Linked DNA regions of Homo sapiens: region 2 is linked to region 1. Evidence: chromatin loops called from intact Hi-C (ENCODE). Cell type or tissue: OCI-LY7. All regions are shown on one strand. Each heading gives the region's core, and the rest is flanking DNA. Links, peaks and the distances in the headings are about the cores only.

Evidence for each region. Hi-C counts contacts between places; a loop is a spot of excess contacts. Peaks named below come from ENCODE experiments on the same cell type or tissue, not always from the same donor. Only the 100,000 strongest peaks of a DNase experiment are listed, where the experiment ranks them.
Region 2: a loop joins it to region 1, with 3 times the contacts of the local background. A loop is called at or near these places in 6 of 110 quality-filtered maps.

The regions. Positions count from the first base shown.
Region 1 is chr9:6,050,921-6,059,186 of GRCh38, forward strand. No RefSeq gene overlaps it. Among named protein-coding and RNA genes, the nearest start is that of RANBP6, 39 kb to the left of the region's middle. In OCI-LY7, for the core only: CTCF peaks have their summits at 3,770 (motif pointing left), 4,512 (motif pointing right) and 4,711; DNase peaks (open chromatin) are centred at 3,791 and 4,491; H3K27ac peaks cover 312 bases.
Region 2 is chr9:6,682,975-6,691,240 of GRCh38, forward strand. No RefSeq gene overlaps it. Among named protein-coding and RNA genes, the nearest start is that of LINC02851, 17 kb to the right of the region's middle. RefSeq lists an enhancer at 493-752. In OCI-LY7, for the core only: CTCF peaks have their summits at 3,654 (motif pointing left) and 3,862; a DNase peak (open chromatin) is centred at 3,627; H3K27ac peaks cover 461 bases.

The DNA of each region.
Region 1 (8,266 bases), core at 1,187-6,186:
TGGAAAGCAGTGTGGTGATTCCTCAAATTGCTAAAAACAGAACTACTGTTCAACCCAGCAATCCCATAACTGGGCATATACCCAAAGGAATATAAATCATTCTATCATAAAGGCACATGCACGTATATGTTCACTGCACCACTATTCACAATAGTGAATACATGGAATCAACCTAAATGTCCATCAATAATAGACTGGATAAAGAAAATGTGATATATATATGTATATATATACCATGGAATACTAGGCAGCCATAAAAAAGAATGAGATCATATCCTTTGCAGGATCATGGATGGAGCTGGAGGCCATTATCCTTAGCAAACTAATACAGGAACAGAAAACCAAATATCGCATATTCTCACTTATAAGTGGGAGCTAAATATTGAGAACACATGCACACATAGAGGGAAACAACATATGCTGGGGCCTACTGGAGGGTGGAGTGTGGGAGAAGGGAGAGGATCAGAAAAAATAACTAGTGGGTACTAGGCTTAATACCTGGGTGACAAAATAATCTGTACAACAAACCCCCATGACATGAGGTTACCTATATGACAAACCTGCACCTGTACCCCTTAACTTAATAAAAAGGAAGAATAATAAGAAGAAAGAGGAAGAAAGAGGAGGAAGAAGAAGAGGAGGAGGAGAGGAAGAAGAAGAGGAGGAGGAAGAGGAAAAGGAGGAGGAGGAAGAGGAGGAGGAGGAGAAAAGAGATGTGTTTTGGCTCATGTTTCTGGAAGCTGGGAAGTCTGAGATTGAAGAGCTGTGTCTGTTGAGGGCCTCATGGTGCTTCTTAACATGGTGGAAAAACAAGAGACCACATGACAAGAAAAGAAGCAAGAGTGAAACAAGAAAGCGGAACTCACCTTTATAATAACCCACTCTTGTGATAATAACGCTCCCTCCCATGAGAACTAACTCACTCTTGTGAGAATGGCATTAATCCCTTCATGAGAGTGGAACCCCTATGACTTAAACACCTCTTATGGACCCTACCACCTTTTAACACCATTACTTTAGGAATCAAATTTCAACATGTGCTTTGGAGGGAACAAACCACATCTAAACCATAGCAAAGCACTAAACAACAACAACAACAACAATGTTAGTTCCTTTTTTTCTAATCATACATCAGTTAAGCACACACATGTATATACATACTTGTCTAAAAAATATGAGGAAAAATTCTTAGGAAGTTCTGTGATTCCATTGTGAGTTTATACTGGTGTCATGTCAGCATTTGGCTCTGAATTTTCAAGAAACTGACCCGGGATCTCTTTGCTTCCTAAAATAGTTGTTTTGGGATCTGGCATGTATCTCCATTCATTATTCTGCAAAGAATCCCTGTAAAGATGGCTCCATTTAGAGCACAGCTCCTCAAACTTTAATGTGCACACAAACCACTCAAACTGATGCTCATCTACCATCTCTGCTTTGTGTTTCCCCTTGGCACTTATCTTCTAACATACTACGTATATAACCTACTCATCCTGTTTATTGTTTGCCTCCTCCACTAGAATGTAGACTTAATGAAGGCTGACATTTTGTCTGTGTCTCTGGTGACTCGCTCAAAGTAAGCACTCAGTGTCAGCACTCCAATACATATTTGTGGAATAAATGAATAAATACATAAATTCATCAAAGTAAGTTGCATTTGAAAGTATAATGAGTATTTGCTAGATATTAAGCATTGTGGGAGGTAGTTTGTGGAATCCCAAGACAAAATAACACTGGAAATACTTGGAGTCTGAAAACATGCTCAGACTAGATGCCTCTGCTATGTGACCTCTCCTGGCTCTCAGTGAATTTAAACAGGCTTGGTGCTATCAGTCATGCTCTTACATCATGAGAGCAGCTTACCTAGAAGCTTTGTACTCTTATACCTGAAATAAGGTCAGCTGAGGAGGGTAAGGTTTTACTAGTACTGTTTTAAATTTTAGGAAAAAAAAGTAAGCTCTCAATTCAGCCTTTCTTATTATAAATAAATCCAATCCCTGCCCCCCGCCCCCCCCCCCCCACAAAAAAAACACTGGGCAAAAACCAAAAACAAAACACTGGGCCCCTCCCTTCAGGAGTTGACAGGTTAGTGGGGAAGACAGACATGTATAAATAAATGTAATAAAGACAGAATTATCAAAACTCTGGTACAGATAGAAGCCGAATACTGTAAGAGCCCAAGGAATCAAGTCTGAATTGTGACTTGGGACAGCAAGGGGGTACTACATGAAGGTGGAAACATTTGAGCGATGGTAGAATTTTTACCGATGGGGATGAGGAAGAAATTTCACGGAAAGGGAACAACTGGAGCAGAGGCCTGGGGACATAAATATATTCTTAATGTTTTATTCAAGGGATAATAATCTCTATTGTAAATGACCTGTGGAGCACTGTGTGGACAATAAGTGAGAAAAGGTTAACTGGGACCTGATAGTATAGAAACATGAAAATCAGTCTTTCATATTAGGGTCTTCTACTGTAGCCACATATGAAAAAAAATACTTGCTCAGGCCCTGCATGAATTATGCATGTGTATTTGAAAAGCTCCCTAGGTGGTCCTGGTGGGAGCTAAGATGATGACTTAAAAGATGATGTGGAAGGCAGTGTGAGAAGTGAGATGACTGGAGGAGGGAGGAACTGGAGGCAAGGGATCTGGGTGGAAGATTTGCAAAACCAGGGGAGAGTTTGTGGAGAAAGAAGACAAATCCAGTTCAAGTTATTGGAGAGATTGGCAGCACTCTTATCTGCTAAATATTGAGGGTAACTCAAGATCCATAGGCTAGAAGCTAGGTTCAGTGATCCTTCCTCTTGCATTTCTGGCTCCATGAATTTCTCCTTTCTTTATTGGGAACATGTAACACAGATTCTAACTGGTCTTGGTATGTAGTATAACATAGTAATTAAGAAGCATGATATAAGGTCAAAGGACTTACCTTGCTCCATGACCTTGGGTAAGTCCTTACAGTTTCTAAGCCTCAATTTTCTCATCTGAAAAAAGGAAAAAATAAATATATTGAGAGGATTGAACATGCAAATACTTGGTTGAGTACCTAGCTGTGATAATCAAAGTTATGTATGCTCTGCTGCAGTAAGCATTAATCCCCAAATGCCTGTGGTTTTAGATGAGATTTATTTTTGAATCATGTTACTTGTCCACTGTGGATCAGCAGGGGGACTCTGCCCATTGTAGTTACTCAGGGACCCAGGCTGACAGAGTAGCTACCATCTTGAATATTGTTAGTACTTATGTCAAGGGGAAAGAGAACTCTGGAGGGTCTGGCACCAACAATTCAATGCTTGGTGCAGAACAGATACATGTCTGTAATCCCAGTATTCCGGAAGGCCTAAGCGGGAGGATTGCTTGAGGCCAGGAGTTCAAGATTAGCCTTGGAAACATAGTGAGACCCTGTCTCTACAAAGTTTAAAAAAGAAGAAGGAGGAGAAGAAGAGGGAGGAGAAGGAGGAGAAAAGAGATACATACCATCCCTGCTGACAACTTATTGGATATTGGCCAGGGCCAATCATATGGTCCTACCCACTACAGGAGGATTAAGAAGTGCAGTCCTACCATGTACTCAGTAGATGGGGGAGCCTGAAATATCTGGTAAGGCTTTATTACTACTATTTACTTATAAACTAAGATCTGCAATGTTAACTATCTTCCTTCCTGCACCTTGAGTCCTCTCCTTCCTGCCTCTTCCTTGAGTTCCCATTCCAGGGGGCCGCCGTCCAATAGCTCCTCTCACCTAACTGGCAACAGAGTCCTCACAGTGCCCTCTAGTGGCACCTAGAGCTACTTCATTAGCCCTTGGAGGGAACTTAATTCTGAGGCATCTGGAGCAAATTTACCCAGCAGGGCTGAATAACATTAATTGTCGAGTTTGCTTTACTTTGTAAGCCTCATAAAAGCATTCAGGATAAGCCCTTATGCCTTGAGACTACCCTTTCAGGAGCACTCTGTGGAATCTATCCTTCCTTTTTGGCAAGAATATCTAAACTTCAATAATTTAAAGGACCTAGATACAAAACCCAACATGTTTTCACTGTGTAGATGCTTTCTATTTTATAAACTCCCCTACTGTCTCCAACAACCTTTCCTTTCTCATAAACCATATAAATACTTATAGAGATAGAGCCAAAACCATTATGTAATTCCTGAAAGCCTATCTGCAAACTCAACTAGAATAATGATCCTTAATTATGAGAACAGAGAGGAGTTGCTTCTGAAGGAACCAAAATGTCATGTTCCCAGTCTTGTATTATGGCTTCCTAACTAGATTCCATGGACACCTGACCACAACAGTATTTTCATATAATTGATTTCCTTTGTAATTCCATGTATTGTATTTTATACATTTAAAAACTTTAATATGAGAAGAGGCCCAAAACTTCACCAGTCCGCTAGAGTCACTTGGCATCTTAAAGTTGTAAGATGGAAGTTGTATTTGCCAGTGTGAGGAAACATTTTAAATCTTGCCACAGGGTGGTGCTATTGCTTTAAGGGTAAGAAAGAGTAAGTCAGCAGGTTGAACAAGAATCTGTTACCTCCAAGAAGATTGAGAAACAGAGTGGTGATGTGGTCACAGAAACTTCGCAATAGTCTTAGTCTTAAGTGGTAGTTCCAAATTCCTAGCAGATAAAATGCAAATCCATTAACTAAGAAATTTTGGTCTAGTATATAAGATGTGGTTGGTAATGGGTTTTCCTATTTTAAAGTAGTATATAATACAAAAATTATATACCCCTCAATGTTCTGAGGAGCTATTAGCCAACCAATTACCTAAACATTCATTCTACACAAGATTAAAGATTTTCTTCAACACACAGGTGGGTGACTGTGGTATTGTTTCTCTCAACCGTGTTGTCAGAGTTTTATTTTTCCTGTTGGCTCCATTCTGGGTTTTTGTACGTAGACATCATACTTCACATATACTGAATTCCAGCAAGGTGTAATCATGATGAGATGCACACGGCAAGTTCAAAAGTAGAAGACACAACTCCTGAATAGGAACTGATAAATCAAATGATGAAAATTGCACAAAGAACCCAAGGAACAAACATAAAACAGAGTTGGTTATACTGGCAAAAGCAACATATACTTACAGATAAGACAACTTACTTCAAAACAATCTGGGGGAGAAGGTATAGTCAAAATAAGATGATTATGTGATAATTGTTAAAGCAGGGAGATAGGTAATTTGGAGTTCCTTATATAATCTTTTTTTATACATTTGAAGTTTTTCATTACAATAATTAACATATCCATAAAATAATATAATGTTAAAGGGTTGAATTTTTGGTGATCAATGAGTATATACCAAGCCCTTATTGGAAGGGAAGGAAGGATGAACACTGATGCAGAAGAGGTTGTAAGTCACAGAAAATGGATAAACTTCAGGAAGGTGTGATACTGAGTTGTGGTACTCAATCCCTATTTAGATTAAATTTTTTTTTTTTTGAGAAAAAGGTTTTGTAACTTTTTTCTTTTTTCTTTTTTAAATTATACTTAAAGTTCTAGGGCACATGTGCACAATGTGCAGGTTGTTACATATGTATACATGTGCCATGTTGGTGTGCTGCACCCATTAACTCGTCATTTACATTAGGTATATATCTCCTAATGCTATCCCTCCCCCCTCCCCCCACCCCACGACAGGTCCCAGTGTGTGATGTTCCCCACCCTGTGAACAAGTGTTCTCACTGTTCAATTCCCACTTATGAGTGGGAACATGTGGTGTTTGGTTTTCTGTCCTTGCAATAGTTTGCTCAGAATGGTGATTTCCAGCTTCATCCATGTCCCTGCAAAGGACACGAACTCATCCTTTTTTATGGCTGCATAGTATTCCATGGTGTATATGTGCCACATTTTCTTAATCCAGTCTATCATTGATGGGCATTTGGGTTGGTTCCAAGTCTTTGCTATTGTGACTAGTGCCACAATAAACATATGTGTGCATGTGTCTTTATAGCAGCATGATTTATAATCCTTTGGGTATATATCCAGTAACGGGATGGCTGGGTCAAATGGTATTTCTAGTTCTAGATCCTTATGGAATCGCCACACTGTCTTCCACAATGGTCGAATTAGTTTACAGTCCCACCAACAGTGTAAAAGTGTTCCTATTTCTCCACATCCTCTCCAGCACCTGTTGTTTCCTGACTTTTTAATGATCGCCATTCTAACTGAGATGGTATCTCATTGTGGTTTTGATTTGCATTTTTCTGATGGCCAGTGATGATGAGCATTTTTTCTTTTTTTCTTTATACCAATGAAAAGAAAAGTCTTATTTTTTTAGGTAAATTAGGTACAATAAAGGATCAGTATTACAAGCTTCTACAATGCTTGAAACACATCAAAATGTCCTTTATACATTTACATCTTTGTCTTTTTCCTCATTTTCCTAATTAAGCCATTAATTTTCTCAGTATTGCACGCAAACAGGATAAATAAATCAGTATCCAATTTTTTTCCTAAATTGCTGGTTTTCCTTTAGCATTATTTTCTATTCATTTTCCCTGTATTTGTCTTACCCTTCAGGAATATTACTTATTTAAAAGAACATTGAAGGCTAGTTTATGATGCTTACCATAATGTGTAACAATATTTATTTATTTATTATTTATTTATTTTTTATTTATTTTATTTTATTTTATTATTATTATACTTTAAGTTTTAGGGTACATGTGCACAATGTGCAGGTTAGTTACATATGTATACATGTGCCATGCTGGTGTGCTGCACCCATTAACTCATCATTTAGCATTAGGTATATCTCCTAATGCTATCCCTCCCCCCTCCCCCCACCCCGCAACAGTCCCCAGAGTGTGATGTTCCCCTTCCTGTGTCCATGTGTTCTCATTGTTCAATTCCCACCTATGAGTGAGAATATGCGGTGTTTGGTTTTTTGTTCTTGCGATAGTTTACTGAGAATGATGATTTCCAGTTTCATCCATGTCCCTACAAAGGACATGAACTCATCGTTTTTTATGGCTGCATAGTATTCCATGGTGTATATGTGCCACATTTTCTTAATCCAGTCTATCATTGTTGCACATTTGGGTTGGTTCCAAGTCTTTGCTATTGTGAATAGTGCCGCAATAAACATAAGTGTGCATGTGTCTTTATAGCAGCATGATTTATAGTCCTTTGGGTATATACCCAGAAATGGGATGACTGGGTCAAATGGTATTTCTAGTTCTAGATCCCTGAGGAATTGCCACACTGACTTCCACAATGGTTGAACTAGTTTACAGTCCCACCAACAGTATAAAAGTGTTCCTATTTCTCCACATCCTCTCCAGCACCTGTTGTTTCCTGACTTTTTAATGATTGCCATTCTAACAGGTGTGAGATGGTATCTCATTGTGGTTTTGATTTGCATTTCTCTGATGGCCAGTGATGGTGAGCATTTTTTCATGTGTTTTTTGGCTGCATAAATGTCTTCTTTTGAGAAGTGTCTGTTCATGTCCTTTACCCATTTTTTGATGGGGTTGTTTGTTTTTCATGTGTCTCTTGGCTGCATAAAAGTCTTCTTTTGAGAAGTGTCTGTTCATATCCTTTGCCCACTTTTTGATGGGGTTGTTTGATTTTTTCTTGTAAATTTGTTTAAGTTCTTTGTAGATTCTGGATATTAGCCGTTTGTCAGATGAGTAGATTGCAAAAACTTTCTCCCATTCTGTAGGTTGCCTGTTCACTCTGATGGTAGTTTCTTTTGTTGTGCAGAAGCTCTTCAGTTGAATTAGATCCCATTTGTCAATTTTGGCTTTTGTTGCCATTGCTTTTGGTGTTTTAGTCATGAAGTCCTCGCCCATGCCTATGTCCTGAATGGTATTGCCTAGGTTTTCTTCTAGGGTTTTTATGGTTTTAGGTCTAACATTTAAGTCTTTAATCCATCTTGAATTAATTTTTGTATAAGATGTAAGGAAGGGGTCCCATTTCAGTTTTCTACATATGGCTATCCAGTTTTCCCAGCACCATTTGTTAAATAGGGAATCATATCCCCATTTCTTGTTTTTGTCAGGTTTGTCAAAGATCAGATGGTTGTAGATGTGTGGTATTATTTCTGAGGGCTCTGTTCTGTTCCATTGGTCTATATGTCTGTTTTGGTACCAGTACCATGCTGTTTTGGTTACTGTAGCCTTGTAGTATAGTTTGAAGTCAGGTAGCGTGATGCCTCCAGCTTTGTTCTTTTGGCTTAGGATTGTCTTCGAAATGCAGGCTGTTTTTTGGTTCCATATGAAATTGAAAGTAGTTTTTTCCAATTTTGTG
Region 2 (8,266 bases), core at 1,726-6,725, 630 kb after region 1:
CACTGCAAGCTCCGCCTCCCGGGTTCAAGTGATTCTCCTGCCTCAGCCTCCCAAGTAGCTAGGACTACAGGCGCCCGCCACCAAGCCCGGCTAATTTTTTGTATTTTTAGTAGAGACGGGGTTTCACCGTGTTAGCCAGGATGGTCTCGATCTCCTGACCTCGTGATCCACCTGCCTCGGCCTCCCAAATTGTTGGGATTACAGGCGTGAGCCACTGCACCCAGCCTACCAGCCTAGACCTAGTTTTAGTTCCTTTTTTTGCTTCACTCCATTGTAGCTTAGGAAGCTAGTTTCAATTCCGGATTCTACCGTCTATCTGTATGACTGGGCCTTTGGTCAGTCTTTCTAAAATGAAGATTGCTCATTTTACAAATGAGTAAAAACTACCTGACATGTAGTGCAGGCTTTGTAAAGCACTCATCATGCTGCTTGTCATACTGTAAGCACTGATATGGCATAGGAAACCCAACCCCCAAACATAGCACCTTGGAAGTTGAGAAAACAGCATATACTGGAAGGCCACTGTCACATCTCCCTCACCCGTCTCTGAAGCAGGCCATAAAGCCTAGGAAGGTCATCCTCTTATCTCTCTTGAAAACCCTCATGTGGCAGGTGTCCTGCCCTATATCAGGGTGGAAGGAATGTCACACAGGGACACCAAGAATAATCTGAACAAACAGGTCTTGCTAATCTCATGCCCCCAATTTATTACCGTGAGATCATACCCGCTTTGTTCAATCATACTTCTGCACAACTATCCACTTTCTCAAACCTATGCATAAAAGTACACAGACTTTTCTTTGGGTCATTTCCTTAGGAAGACTCCCCATCATGTAAAACTTATATTACACAAATTTGTATGCTTTTCTCTTGTTAATCTGTATTTTGTTATAGGAGTCTCAGCCATGAACCTTACCATGGTTAAGGAAAACTTGCTTTTTCTTCTCTACACACTCAAATAAATTAGTTTGCCTCCTTTTCCATGCTTACCCAATATAAAATAGTAAAATGCCTCTTTTTTTTTTTTTTTTTTTTTTTTTCTGAGAGGGAGTCTCGCTCTGTTGCCCAGGCTGGAGTGCAGTGGCGCGATCTCGGCTCACTGCAACCTCCGCCTCCCAGGTTCAAGCAATTCTCCAGCCTCAGCCTCCTGAGTAGCTCGGATTATAGGTGCCTGCCACCACGCGTGGCTAATTTTTGTATTTTTAGTAGAGAAAGGGTTTCGCCATAATGGTCAGGCTGGTCTCGAATTCCTGACCTGAGGTGATCCACCCATCTTGACCTCCCAAAGTGCTGGGATTGCAAGCGTGAGCCACTGCGCCCGGCCTAAAATGCCTCTTAGTAAGACTTAATTTCTGTCCAGGCATGGTGGTTCATGCCTGTAACCCCAACACTTTGGGAGGCCGAGGCGGGTGGATCACCTGAGGTCAGGAGTTCGAGACCAGCCTGGCCAACATGGTGAAACCCCATCTCTAATAAAAATACAAAAAGCATTAGCCGGGCATGGTGGCGGTGCCTGTAATCCCAGCTACTCGGGTGGCTGAGGCATGAGAATCACTTGAATCCGGGAGGTGGAGGTTGCAGTGAGCTGAGATGGCGCCACTGCACTCAAGCCTGGGTGACACAGCAAAAATCTGCCTCAAAAAAACAAAATAAAAAATGAGAAAAAATACTTAATTTGTGCTGTGCCACCAAAAAATGTGCATGCTAGAAACTGTACTTTACACTATGACATTTTATGTAACTGTCTTATTTCCCCCATGAGACTGCAGTGGTCTCAAGGGTAGAGGATTGACCTTGTCCATATGTGTTTTCTAGGCTTCCATCATTTGCCACAGACTGAGACATGTACTAAGTTGTACGCCGTAAATACTTCATAAATAGTTACTGAAGGCATAAATAGGCAGAGAGTAGAGTTTGTTTGTTTGTTTGTTTGCTTACAAAAAAAGGGAAAAGAAAGCAAATGCTGAAAAAACTTGCTGTTAAACCATGCACGCACGACATGAGGTCTTTGTAATTGGTTCAGGAAGATTTCCTTCTCCCCATGCTCCACCCTCTTCATTACAAAGATGAAATTATTTTTATGTTTAATATTTATTTATTTATTGAGACGGAGTTTTGCTCTTGTTGCCCAGTCTGGAGTGCAATGGCATGATCTCAGTTCACTGCAACCTCCATCTCCTGGGTTCAAGCGATTCTCCTGCCTTAGCCTCCCAAGTAGCTAGGATTATAGGCATGCGCCACCATGCTCAGATAATTTTGTATTTTTAGTAGAGATGGGGTTTAGCCATGTTGGTCAGGCTGGTCTCGAACTCCTGACCTCAGGTGATCCGCCCGCCTTTGCCTTCCCAAAGTGTTGGGGTTATAGGTGTGAGCCACTGCATCTAGCCTTTTTTTTTTCTTTTTTTCTTTTGAGACAGAGTCTCACTCTGTTGCCCAGGCTGGAGTGCAGTGTCATGTGATCTTCGCTCACTGCAACCTCCTCCTCCCAGGTTCAAGTAGTTCTTCTGTCTCAGCCTCCTGAGTAGCTGGGACTACAGGCACCCGCCACCACACTCAGCTAATTTTTTGTATTTTTAGTAAAGACAGGGTTTCACCATATCGGTCAGGCTGGTCTTGAACTCCTGACCTCAGGTGATCCACCCGCCTCAGCCTCCCAAAGTGCTGGGATTATAGGCTTGAGCCACCACGCCCAGCCATGGCCTATTATTATTATTATTATTATTATTATTACTATTATTATTATTATTATTATTATTTTGTGACAGAGTCTTGCTCTGTTGCCAGGCTGGAGTGCAGTGGTGCTATCTTGGCTCACTGCAACCTCCACCTCCCAGGTACAAGCGATTCTGCTGCCTCAGCCTTCTGAGTAGCTGGGATTATAGGCGCGCGCCACGACACCCAGCTAATTTTTGTATTTTTAGTAGAGACGAGGTTTCACCATGTTGGCCAGGATGGTCTCAATCTCTTGACCTCATGATCCGCCTGCCTTGGCATCCCAAAGTGCTGAGATTACAGCCATATATTTATTATTATTATTATTATTATTATTATTTTGAGACAGGTTCTTGCTCTGTCACCCAGCCTGGAGTGCAGTGGCATGATCTTGGCTCACTGCAACCTCTGCCTCCTGGGATCAAGCAATTCTCTTGCTTTAGCCTCCCGAGTAGCTGGGATTACAGGCACACAACACCACACCTGCCTAATTCTTCTACGTTTTGTAGAGATGGAGTCTCGCCATGTTGCCCAGCCTGGTCTTGAATTCCTGGCTTCAAGTGATCCTCTAGCCTCAGCCTCCCAAATTGCTGGGATTACAAGGATGAGCCAATGCACCCAGCCTGTGTTTATTCTTTTAAATGATAGTAAAGTACAATAGAGGGAGAGAATTGCAGGTTATATTTTTTGTTTGTTTCTCTGTTTTTTATTTAATGTCTCCCCAGAAACCTCCATAGGTGCTTCACTTTCTAGTTTAGTTCCTGCTAATTTTAATAGCTCAAATGTTACCCTATCAGGGGTGTCAGTGGGAGAGCCCTGCGGAAGTGGAGTTCCCTGAGGAGGAAAGTTTCTACATTCAGAAAAGACTTGGCTTGGGTTTTGTCGGGAGGTAAAAATGGGTCAGTGACTCAGAAAAGCTTGCCTAAAAGCTGACATCTAGTGTTCATTTCTGAAAATATGTCCTGACATACTAACCCTGAGATTTTCTATCCCAAGAACTGTTTTTATTGATTTTATTGTTACGCACCAGATTTCAAGACCATTTGACTACCCAAAGAAACACAACTTAGAAAATAATTATGGTTTTCACTTTGTTTTAATCACAATACATATAATACTGCCAAAACAGGACTTTGGATCAACAGACATAATAGCAATTATTATTATTTTATTTTACTTATTATTATTATTTTTGAGACGGAGTGTCACTCTATTGCCCAAGCTGGAGTGCAGTGGCAGGATCTTGGCTGACTGCAACCTCCGCCTCTCGGGTTCAAGCGATTCTCCTGCCTCAGCCTCCCAGGTAGCTGGGATTACAGGCATGCGCCACCAGGCCTGGCTAAGTTTGTATTTTTAGTAGAGATGGGGTTTCACCATGTTGGCCAGGCTGGTCTCGAACTCCTGACCTCAGGTGATTCACCTGCCTCGGCCTCCCAAAGTGCTGGGATTACAGGCGTGAGCCACTGCACCTGGCCAGCAATTATTTTATTTATTTGAGATAGAATCTCACTTTGTTGCCCAGGTCTGACTTTGCAGTGGCACAAGCATGGCTCACCACAGTCTAGATCTCCTGGGCTCAAGCAGTCCTCCCGCCTCAGCCTCCCTAGTAGCTGATACCATAGGCCTGCACCATCGTGGCCAGCTTTTAAAATTTATTTTTGTAGAGACAGGGTCTCACTGTGCTGCCCAGGCTGGTCTCAAATTCCCAAACTCAAAGGATCGTCCTGCCTCAGCCACCTAAAGTGCTGGGATTACAAGCATGTGCCACCTTGCCTGACTCCAGTTGATTTTTCATTTTTATTTTTATTTTATGTTTTGGGAAGGGTCTTGCTTTGTTGCCCAGGGTGGAGTGCACTTGTGCAATCTCAGCTCCCCGCAGCCTTGACCTCCTGGGCCCGGGCAATCCTCCCACCTCAACCTCCCAAATAGCTGGGACTACAGGTACATGCCACCATGCTGGCTAATTTTTAATTTTCTGTAAAAACAGGAGTCTCACAGCCCAGCATGGTGGCTCACGCCTGTAATCCTAGTACTTTGGGAGGCTAGGGCAGGAGGACCACTTGAGACCAGCCTGGGCAACAGAGTGGGACCCCTCTCTCTTTTTAAAATTATTTTTTATCTTTTTTTTTTTTTTTTTTTTAAACAGGGTCTTGTTCTGTCACCCAGGCTGGAGTGCAGTGGTGTGATCTCAGCTCAGTGCAGCCTCAACTGCCAGGGCTCAAGTGATCCTCCCAACTCAGCCTCCCGCATAGCTGGGACTACAGGTGTGTGCCGCCATGCCTGGCTAATTTTTAATTTTTTTTGTAGGGATGGAGTTTCACCATGTTGCCCAGTCTGGTCTGGAACTCCTGGGCTCAAGCTATCCACCCATCTCAGTCTCCTAAAGTGCTGGGACTACAGGCGTGAGCAACTGCACCTGGCTGATCCATCATTTTTAATAGTGAGATATTTGAAATTTACTCTTCTAGTTATTTTGAAAGAGAAACTATGGCTGGGCATGATGGCTTATGCCTACAATCCCGCGCTTTGGGAGGCCAAGGCGGGTGGATCATCTGAGGTCAGGAGTTCTAGACCAGCCTGGCCAACATAGTGAAACCCCTTCTCTACTAAAAATACAAAAATTAGCCGGGCGTGGTGGCGGGCGCCTGTAATCCCAGCTACTTGGGGGGGCCGAGGCAGGAGAATCGCTTGAAGCTGGGAGGCGGGAGGTTGCAGTGAGCCGAGATCACGCCACTGCACTCCAGCCTGGGTGACAGAGTGAGACTCCATCTCAGAAAAAAAAAAAAAAGAGAAACTACATCGTTATTATTATTTTGTTGTTGTTGTTGGTTTTGGCCAAACTTTTTATTTAGTATGCTGTAGTTGTTTAACACACACTTAAATGGTCTTATTGGGGGAGGGGAAAGGAGAGGTTCCTGCAGATTCCCAAACAAATGTCAGAAAGGCAAAATAGCCAGCATTCTCCATTTGCTTTTTTGGGTTTACTGGGTGAATAGCACTTCCCTTACATAGGCATCTGATTTCAGGTTTTTCATACTGAGAACATTGAGATTTCAGCTGGAAGACACCCTGAAATCTTCTGAGTAGCATACCTCAACCACCCTCTAATAACTGACTTGTTTGTATAGGCAGAACGATTCATCTCTCCATTTTAGATGGCTAGATAAAACTACATCATTATTGATTATAGTCACTCTATTGTGCAGTAAATCTCAAAGCCTTCTATCTGAAATTTTGCACCCTTTGATTAACAATTCCCCATTCTCCTCGTCTCCACTCTCCCCAGCCTCTGGTAGCCATCATTCTACTATCTGCTGCTATGAATTTGACATGTTTGGATTCCACATATAAGTGAGATCATGTAGTATTTGTCTTTCTATACCTGGCTTATTTCACTTAGCATAATGTTTTCCAGATTCATCCATCTTGTCACAAATGATGGTATTTACCTACATTTTTGTTTTTGGAGACAGGGTCTCACTTTGTTGTCCAGGTTGGAGTGCAGTGGTACAAACACAGCTCACTGCAACCTCAACCTTGACCAGGCTCAAGTGATCCTCTCACCTCAGCCCCCCAAGTAGCTGGGACTACAGGCGTGAACCACCACACCCTGCTAATTTTTTTTTGTTTTTGATACGGAGCCTCACTCTGTCACCAGGATGGAGTACAGTGGTGCCATCTTGTCTCACTGCAACCTCTGCCTCCCAGGTTCAAGCAATTCTCCTGCCTCAGCCTCCTGAGTAGCTGGGATTACAGGTGCACACCACCACGGTCAGCTAATTTTTGTATTTTTAGTAGAGACAGGGTTTAACCATGTTGGCCAGGATGGTCTCAATCTCTTGCCCTCGTGATCCTCCCGCCTCAGCCTCCCAAAGTGCTGGGATTACAGGCATGAACCACCGTGCCCGGCCTGGACTTTTTTCTTTTTTTTGAGACAGGGTCTCACTATGTTGCTCAGGCTGGAGTGCAGTGGCGCAGTCTCAGCTCACCGCAACCTCTGCCTCCCAGGTTCAAGCGATTCTCCTGTTTCAGTCTCCCAAGAAGCTTGGGATTACAGGTGCCTGCCACCATGCCCAGTTAATTTTTGTATTTTTAGTAGAGACAGGGTTTCACCACATTGGCCAGGCTGGTCTTGAACTCCTGACCTCAGGTGATCTGCCTGCCTCAGCCTTCCAAAGTGCTGGGATTACATGCTTGAGCCAACGCGCCTAGCCAAAAAGGACTTCTATAGGAAGGACAAATAGGTTTCTCTAAAAAAGACAAATGTGTTTTTAGAAGAACAAATGGGAGACATGCAAACATTATCACAAACCAAACTTTCTTATATAGGTGTGAGTGGTCTTTTTCAGGTTCATAAAACTGCCAGAGAGGGGATTTATGGTAGGTTTATTCTGGGTCTCTCCCCTGGGAGTAGAAGCCACCCCAAACAGGAAATTTATGTCCGTCCTCATTTCTCAGAAGTTTCTACTTTTAATCAAATAAGGGAAGTCCCAAGGAAGCTTCTTTCTGCATCTGTTCCATCTCAAATGTCTTCAGCTTAAAATAATCTTTATACTAACTCCAGTGTTCTGAGTGGGACCCCACAATTGTATATTTAATCACCTTGTGAAACTTGACAAGTATTTAACCCAACATTTTCTGATTTGGAATATTTTAGAGAATGTGATTCATTAATAAATCATTTATCAAAAAAAGAGATCATTGGTTTGACAGTGCTGGGCTTACAGGCATGGGCCACCATGCCCGGCCAGCAGTATGTATTTTAGTTGACTGGCAAACAGACAATTGTTCCCTTTTTTCCTTTTTTAAATTTCAAGCCTTGTCACTGTGTCATAAGACAATTGTTCATGATGTCATAAATGTAATTTTTACTTCAATAAACTATAATACACTTGTAACATTCCAGGCTCTTTTTATTGTGTGTGTGTGTGTGTGTTCTTTTTTAAATTTTTAATTATTGGCTGGGCACAGTGTCTCATGCCTGTAATCCTAGCACTTTGGGACGCCAAAGCAGGTGAATCACTTGAGGTCAGGAGTTCAAGACCAGCCTGGGCAACATGGTGAAACCGCGTCTCTACTAAAAATACAAAAATTAGCTGGGTGTGGTGACACACATTTGTAATTGCAGCTACTCAGGAGGCTGAGGAATGAGAATCACTTGAACCCGGGAGATGGAGGTTTCAGTGAGCCGAAATCGCACCAGTGCACACCGGTCTAGGTGACAGAATGAGAATCTGTCTCAAAATAAAAAAAAATGGTTTTCAGGCCTTTCTTTTTTTTGTTAGAGACAGGATTTCACTCTGTCTCCCAGACTGGAGTGCAGTGACACAATCATAGTTCACTGCAGCCTTGAGCTGTTGGGCTCAGGGAATCCTGCCTCAGCCTCTTGAGTGGCTGGGACTACAAGCATGCCACGATGCCTAGCTATTTTTATTTATTTTTTATTTTTATTTATTTATTTTTGAAACAGAGTCTTGCTTTGTCACCCAGGCTGGAATGCAGTGGTGCGATCTGGCTCACTGCAACCTCCGCCTCCTGGGTTCAAGCAATTCTC